Regions from separate parts of the Homo sapiens genome. Here region 1 is linked to region 2. The links are chromatin contacts, found by Hi-C or POLR2A ChIA-PET in ENCODE. All regions are on one chromosome and are shown on one strand. Each heading gives the region's core, a stretch centred on a gene start or an enhancer-like site at or near the end of the contact. The rest is flanking DNA. Distances are from core to core; before and after follow the strand shown.

Region 1 (3,548 bases), core at 503-3,002, 2.5 Mb before region 2:
TGGTTCAGTCTCCTAACCCACCTACAAAGTAACCTGAAGACCAAGTTGTCACAATACAAATAATTATGCACATAGTATTTATAAAAGCTTTCTTACTATAAGTGCATTTTAAGCACTTCATTTGTATGCACTTTATATCTCCGTAAGAAAGCAAAAATGTTAAAAAGGAAGCAGGCCCCTACTTAATTAAGCCAGGGAACTGGTTAGAGCCCTACAAAAGCCTACCTATGGACAAAAAAGGGCGAAGGGGAAGGGAGCTGACACTATCCCTCCCGCAGGGTCCAGCCCTAATAGTGGGTTCTCCAGAAGCTCGCCAGGCATTCATTTCTCCAGGGGAGCGCCCTTACTTGGAGGTAGCGCTGCTTGGTTTTCTCGCCCGCCAGCGTTGAGTTCAGGTGTGCAGGCTACCAACCTGTATTCTTCAGGTAAGTCACCCTCCTCTGACTCGCCTCCCACCCTGCTCCCTCCTGCCTCGCGACCAGTGCGAAGGGAGTCCCCGAACTGCGACACCTCCCGGGGCAGCCGCACCGGTATCCGTCCGAGTCGACCCACTTGCCGTGGCTTTTCACCTACGCAGTAAAGCAAGTTTCATTTTCAAAAGGAGAGGAAGCAGGTTTCACAGACACCGCATTCCCAAGAAGTTTCTGAGAGACGCGCAGCGCACAAGTCACTGGCTTGGATCCCTTTGCTGCTCATGGTGTCCACAGTCTGATGTGAGCGCATTAAATTTAAGGATCTCCGCCCTTCTCCTTAAAACTCAGGACTTGGCAATGAGCCTAGGAAGCGCCCCTCCCCTCCCCAACCAGATCCAAGCCCCGGACCGCTGCGTCTCCAGCTGCGCCTAGTGAAACCGCCGAATTCGAATTCACACTCGGCGGGCCGGCGAAGGTGTGCGCGCCCGCGGGAGCGCCGGGGCGAGCCCGAGGGACTGCAAGCCAGGAAGGGAGGCATGGGTGGCGGGGGGCGCCGTCTGATCCAGGTAGGAGCGGAGGCGCCGATCACACACTCTTCAGACGCCCTGCCCGCGCCTGGCCAGCGCGCAGCCTGCAGGACGCGCGGAGCAGGAACTCGCTGGAGTTTGCCAAGCCCCAGGTCTCTGGAAAGTTGTAGCTCCCTTTCGGAGCGTCTCTTCTGGCCCTTTGGGACGGGTGTGTCAGGGGCGGGGGTCCTCGAGGGAGCAGGAGGGGAAAGGAGCACCGGGTCTCGGCACCTGTCCGCAGCTCCCCTCGGGTCCGCCTGCCCCCTACCAGGCTGGGCAAAGACCTGAGCACCACTTAGTGGGGGCGGACCCCCACTAAGTGAGCTCGCGGCTCCCTGGGGCTGCTGCCGCATCGCCGCACCTTTAGAGGAGGGGGGTCGCGGACTCACCTGGGCAATAGAAGAGGAGGCGACAGAGGCAGGTCCTTGGCGTGGGCAGGCCCCAGCAGGAGCGGCGCGACCTCTACAGCCCCTAGGCAGCGGCACCGAGTGAGCCGTCCCGCCGCCGCCCCCTCCGTTCTTATACGGCGGGACCACGCCCCCGTCCCCGCCCCTGAGCCGCCCTCCCGGGGGAGCCAGGGGCGGGGCGTGGCGGAGCCAGTCCCCTCGGGACCCTTCCGCCCGGCCCTGACGGCAGGGGCGGGGCGAGGGCTGCCCTCTGATTGGCTCTTCGGGTGAATGGTTGCCAAGAGACGAGTAAATCCTCAGCGGCGGGAAGGGGCGGGGTGCTCAGGGAGGCAGCACTGCGCAAGCGCAATAGAGGGGGCTGCGTCGACACCCACTTAACTTCGGAGTTAGTGGGACACCTTTCTTTTTGCTTAGTACGCTTTTCTGCTATTCCTGCCGCATAACTCTCTCTTCCCCAGGCTTTTCCCATCTCCATCCTATTCTCTCGCAGGCAGGTTTTTCTTCCGCCTCTCTGGGGATTTTCGCGTTGGTTCTCCCTGCCCCCAGGAGTGAGGCGGGTAACGCCCACGCCTACCTCCGGTGTGTGTTTTTGAAGTCGGAAAAAACTTAATGGTTTCTGGGCCCTGGGCACCTTTCTGATTCCCCAAGCAAACTGGCTGGAGGCGAAGGCGTGGTCTTCGGGGAGAGAGCGCCGGCGGCTCTCTGGCCCCGGGGACCACCTGTGTGCAGTTAGTGGGACGAAGGGCCTCGGGGAGTCCATCGCCAATGTCGGCAGCCGCAGCCGCTTCGGCCCCATTCGGAATGCCACAGCACTTGGTCCAGTGTGTTATATAACATGCAGGCAGGGCTTGGACACCATCCATTCATAACATAGCGAGTGGTTTACAGCCCAGGTTCTGAATTCAGACTAATCTGAGTTGAGATCTCCATGCACCACTTAAACTTTCTGTAAGGCCTTAGGCAAGTAACTGAACCAACCCTCCAACAACCTGCGTCTCCTATCTGTAGGACAAGACTAACAATGGGACAGCTCTGTAGAATTATATAAGTATTAAGAAAATACGTGGGAAACAATTAGTGCATTGCCTAGTGCCTGTTAGAAAGTGTGTGGCAAATGCTGTATGTATCAGATAGTAGCCAATGTTGGACAATGTTATTTATCAATAGACATTATTGTACTTGTATTGATCGTTTACTAGGTGCTGGGGGAAAAGATTACTTCCCAGATGCAGTATTTACATCTCCTCCGCCCTACTCTTCCAACCCTGCCTGAAATAAGTGTGGTTCTCCTGTCTGTCAGACTATGAAGAGTTCTCAAATATGTCTTTCCCAGCGAGGGAGAGGAGAGTGAGTATCCAGGAACTTTAATGCGATAGGACATCAATATGAGTGTTTATAGGGAAAGCCAGTGATCCTATTGTTAGACGCGAAATCAAGACATATGATCTGATTTTTTGTTTTACTTTTTGTTTTTGAGGTATAACATTCAGTAAAGCGCACAAATCAAAAGTGTCCAGAATGATAATTTTTTACATATGCATACCCATGTAACTGCCATCCATATCAAGATGTGGAACCTTTCCAGCTCATTCATGCCCCTTCCCATTCAGTATCCGACAAGGATTACCACTATTTTAACCTCTATCACCATAGATTAGTTTTACCAATATTTGAACTTGCTATGGATGAAATACATAACACGTACAATTTTATGTCTGGCTTCTCTTGCCCAACAGTGCGTCTATGAGATTCATCCATATTGTTGTGTGTAACAATGGTCCATTCTTTTTCACTACTGTGTATTACTTCATTATATAAATATTCAACGATTTGTGTACTCATCCTACTGTTGGTGGACATTTGAGTTGCTTCATGTTTCTGCCTTTGATGAAGCTGCTGCAGACATTCTTACACATGTCTTTTGGTGGACATAGCATTCATTTATGTTGGATATATATATATACCTAGGATTGGATTCCTGGTTCATAGAGTGTTCACATATTAAACTTTAAATACACTGCCAGTTTTTAAATTCGTATAACAATTTAGGTTCCAACCAGTGATATGAGATTTCCGGTTGTTTCACATCTTTGCCAGTATTGGTATTTTCAGTCTTTTTAATTTAAAAAGGGGGGGGATATGTATTTCATTGTGATTTAAAA
Region 2 (3,518 bases), core at 932-3,431:
GCCTAAGAATGAAATATTGTTCAAAAAAGCACACTTTCCTGAAAAGCTCATTATTTCAGAAGGATAAGGATTGTTGCCTGAGGGAGCAGACAGTTTCATTTACAGTGGGGAACAACTCTGGCCTCCTCAAACCTCTGTGCCCCTGTCCAGTGAGCCTCCTGCCTCCTCACGAGCCTCCCTCTTTCACATATTCCAGGGTGTCTCGGGGTGCGAAGCAACCATCCTCATGTGCTTGGCTTTGGAGAGCACAGCTATGTAGTTGCTTTGTGGATGTTTGCTGAGACCTGTTTCCAGCATATATCTCTAAGCAAAGATGGGTGATGACAGCCAGCAAGCCTGGAACTGATTTGATTTTCTCTGTCTTATCTACTAATCCAATGCACACTGACTAAGAATTCTGCCTTGTGCAGGGCATGTTCTAGAGAGGATGAATAAGGTTTGTCAACTTGAAATCTATAATGAGAGACTAATATGAGAACCTGCAAAAGCACAAAATGGAAAAGAGCAGGACACAGCCAGATCATGGTGAATTCCCAGGTGGCTGGAGCATAGGATGGATAAAGATTTTGGGGGAAACTGTTCTGTAGGCTGTGACTTCATGATAGATCTGCAAACGGCATCATGTAGCAATTGTGGCAGTAGCAATGAGAGGCAATGGGCATGTTCTGCAGCAAGGGGGTCCACCAGGAGACATTCCATGAAGGAACTGAATATGGTGTTGTTGCTGCCGCCCTGCATTCAGCTCGCTTCTGTGGGGTGGTCAAATAGAAGTGTGGGATGGGAATTGGGGCTGCAGGCCAGGGCATCCTGCCTACAGCCATCTTGACTCTCAGACCTCCATTTGTAAAACAGAAATAATAGTCCTTGCTTACCTAACCACGTTGTTTTGAGAAGCCAATAAGATGATGGAAGTGAGAGCTTTGAAAACATTGCAACACAGTGAATGACTTTTTTTTTTCTTTTTCAACTTTCATTTTAGAATCAGGGGGTACATGGGCAGGTTTGTTACAAAGGTACATTGAGTGATGCCGAGATTGGGGGTATGACTGAACCTGTCACTGAGGTAATGAATATAGTATCCAATAGTTAGTTTTTCAACACCTGTGCCCCTCTAGTAGTCCCCAGTATCTATCATTCCCATCTTTATGTCCATGTGTACCCAATATTTAGCTCCTACTTATAAGTGAGAACATGCGGTATTTGATGTTCTGTTCCTGTGATAGTTTGCTTAGGATAATGGCCTCCAGCTGCATTCATGTTGCTGCAAAGGGCATGATTTTGTTCTTTTTTATGGCTGCATAGTATTCCATGGTGTATATGTACCACATTTTCTTTATCCTATCTACCATTGATGGGCACCTGGGTTGATTCCATACCTTTGCCGTTGTGAATAGTGCTGCAGTGAACATGTACCCTTTTGACAGAATGACTTATTTTCCTTTAGGTATTTACCCAGCAATGGGATTGCCGGGTCGAGTGGTAGTTCAACTCAGTTGTTTGAGTCATCTCCAAACTGCCTTCTGCAGTGGCTGTACTGATTTACATTCGCAACATTGTATAAAGTGTCCCCTTTACTCCCAGCCTTGCCAACATCTGTTATTTTTGACTTTTTAACAAAAGCCATTCTGACTGGTATGAGATGGTATCTCATTGTGGTTTTGATTTGCATTTCTCTGATGATTAGAGATGACGAGCATTATTTCATGTTTGTTGCTCGCTTGCATGTCTTCTTTGGAGAATTGTCTGTTTATGTCTTTTGCCCACTTTTTAATGGAGTTATTTGCCTTTTGCTTGTTGATTTGTTTAAGTTCCTTACAGATTCTGGATATTAGACCTTTGGTGAAAGACATTTTTAAAACAATAAAGTGTTGAGGTAGTGGGGCCAACAACACTATTATTTTTAATATGATATCATTTCTCACATTACCACATCCATTCCCTCATGAAATTATTCTTTTAGAGAAAAGGGAAAGGGAGGAGGTGGTAGAGCTAGAACAGCAGGAAATAAATACCCACCTCAGGACTGCAGAGCAGCAAGGCCTCAGGGCCCTGAAAAGAACGCTGAGGCCAGGTCCGGGTGGGGCAGGAAGCAGAGCAGCCTCGCCTGTGGCTCCTACTAGGTCTGTAAACTGCCAGATCTGCCCGCAAACCACCATCAGCAACCCAGAGGCGCCCCAGGAAGCACCCTGAATGCCAGGCCCAGGGGTTCCCCACAGAGGCGGGGCACCAGCCCCCACCCTCCCTATTAATGGGAGTGGTTTCCAGGTGACTCATATGAGTAAAATGCAAAAAATGAAATAGAGACCATTAACATGATTCCAAGTAAGACAAGTGCCAAGTCCCATATTGTATTCTAACTTATCTCAGGATCAGAGAAGGAAATACAAAAAGGCTTGGCTTTAGTTCTCTCAGAACCAGAGCATTTCTGTCCTTTTCTTTCTCTGTAAGAACTGTACGTGGGGCTTGCCTAAGCAGTAAGTGAAATCCCCACCTGAATGATGGCTGCCTCCATCACTAGAGATGCAAGACAGAGTCGGAGTGTTGGGCAGGCTTTTGAGGCTCATGGCTATTTTTCTCCCGGCTCTGCCAAACACCAGCTCTATGACCTTAAGCAAATCGCTTTACCTTTTGGGGCCCAGTTCCTCCGTGTCAAACATGGCAGTAAGAATAGCACCTCCTTTTGGTACTATTAGAATGCTCTGCAGTGCCCAGAGTCTTAAGCCTAGTTGGTCGTGGAGGCACTCGGTTGGCTCTCAGTGGTCTCCTCTGACCTCTTCCCCACAGGGCTGTATGTTCTGGTTGGAGCCGGGGCCCTGATGATGGCCGTGGGGTTCTTCGGGTGCTGCGGAGCCATGCGGGAGTCGCAATGTGTGCTTGGATCAGTAAGTGGGGCGAGGGGGTAAATGGTGGGGTGGGGGTGAGGGAGCGGCCTGCATCTGAAGGGAGTCAGTGCCTCTGGCCCCTGGCTCCAGCTCCTCCGTGGACTCTCTGAGCCCTTGGCATGCACTTTTCCTCCCTCAGTCTTGGTTTCTCCATCTCTTATATATGAATAATACTAACTAGGGCCGGGTGCCATGACTCACGCCTGTAATCCCAGCACTTTGGGAGGCTGAGGCAGGAGGATCTCTGGAGCCCAGGAGTTTAAGACTAGCTTGGGCAACACAGGGAGACCTAGTCTCTACCGGGTGTGATGGCACACACCTGTGGTCCCAGCTACTCAGGAGGCTGAGGCAGGAGGATCACTTAAGACCAGGAGTTGGGAGGCTGCAGTGAGCCATGACTGTACCACTGCACTCCAACCTGGGCGACAGAGCAAAACCTTGTCTTGAAAAAAGAAAAAAGAAAAAAAATATTATCTTTGTTCCTGCCTTATATGGGAAGTGTGAAAAGAAATGACGTCATTGGTGTAAAGATGTTTTGGGAGTAAAAGTACTTAGTAATTGTAAGGGGTGACTATGATTGTTCTTTAAAAAAAAATATTTCACAGTGGGTGAGGCAGCTAAAAGGTTTCTATAGCC

Evidence for each region. Hi-C counts contacts between places; a loop is a spot of excess contacts on that map. ChIA-PET counts read pairs that join two places held with the same protein, here RNA polymerase II (POLR2A). Pooled maps may share reads with other maps.
Region 1: a loop to region 2 is called in a map of CD8-positive, alpha-beta T cell, with 9 times the contacts of the local background. The contact joins the promoter of TENT5C-DT here to the enhancer-like site in region 2. A Hi-C loop is called at or near these places in 2 of 168 maps with a recorded cell type or tissue (CD8-positive, alpha-beta T cell and naive thymus-derived CD4-positive, alpha-beta T cell) and 5 of 50 pooled maps. POLR2A ChIA-PET finds 5 or more read pairs at or near these places in 1 of 52 experiments (OCI-LY7).

Annotation. Positions count from the first base shown.
Region 1 is chr1:117,603,974-117,607,521 of GRCh38, reverse strand. TENT5C-DT (TENT5C divergent transcript) reads left to right here and starts at 1,752. Exons shown (of 3, transcript NR_121626.1): 1 at 1,752-1,876; 2 at 2,586-2,733. It overlaps TENT5C (terminal nucleotidyltransferase 5C), which reads right to left and starts at 1,474. Exons shown (of 2, transcript NM_017709.4): 1 at 1,369-1,474. RefSeq lists a silencer at 1,409-1,748 and enhancers at 1,659-2,159, 2,160-2,660.
Region 2 is chr1:115,061,499-115,065,016 of GRCh38, reverse strand. TSPAN2 (tetraspanin 2) reads left to right here. Exons shown (of 8, transcript NM_005725.6): 3 at 2,785-2,882. Among named protein-coding and RNA genes, the nearest start is that of TSPAN2, 26 kb to the left of the region's middle. RefSeq lists an enhancer at 2,162-2,685. Within about 2 kb of position 2,181, at least 24 of the 41 ENCODE cell types and tissues checked have a DNase peak (open chromatin) inside an H3K27ac peak, as active enhancers do; they include CD8-positive, alpha-beta T cell, where a contact is called at or near this core.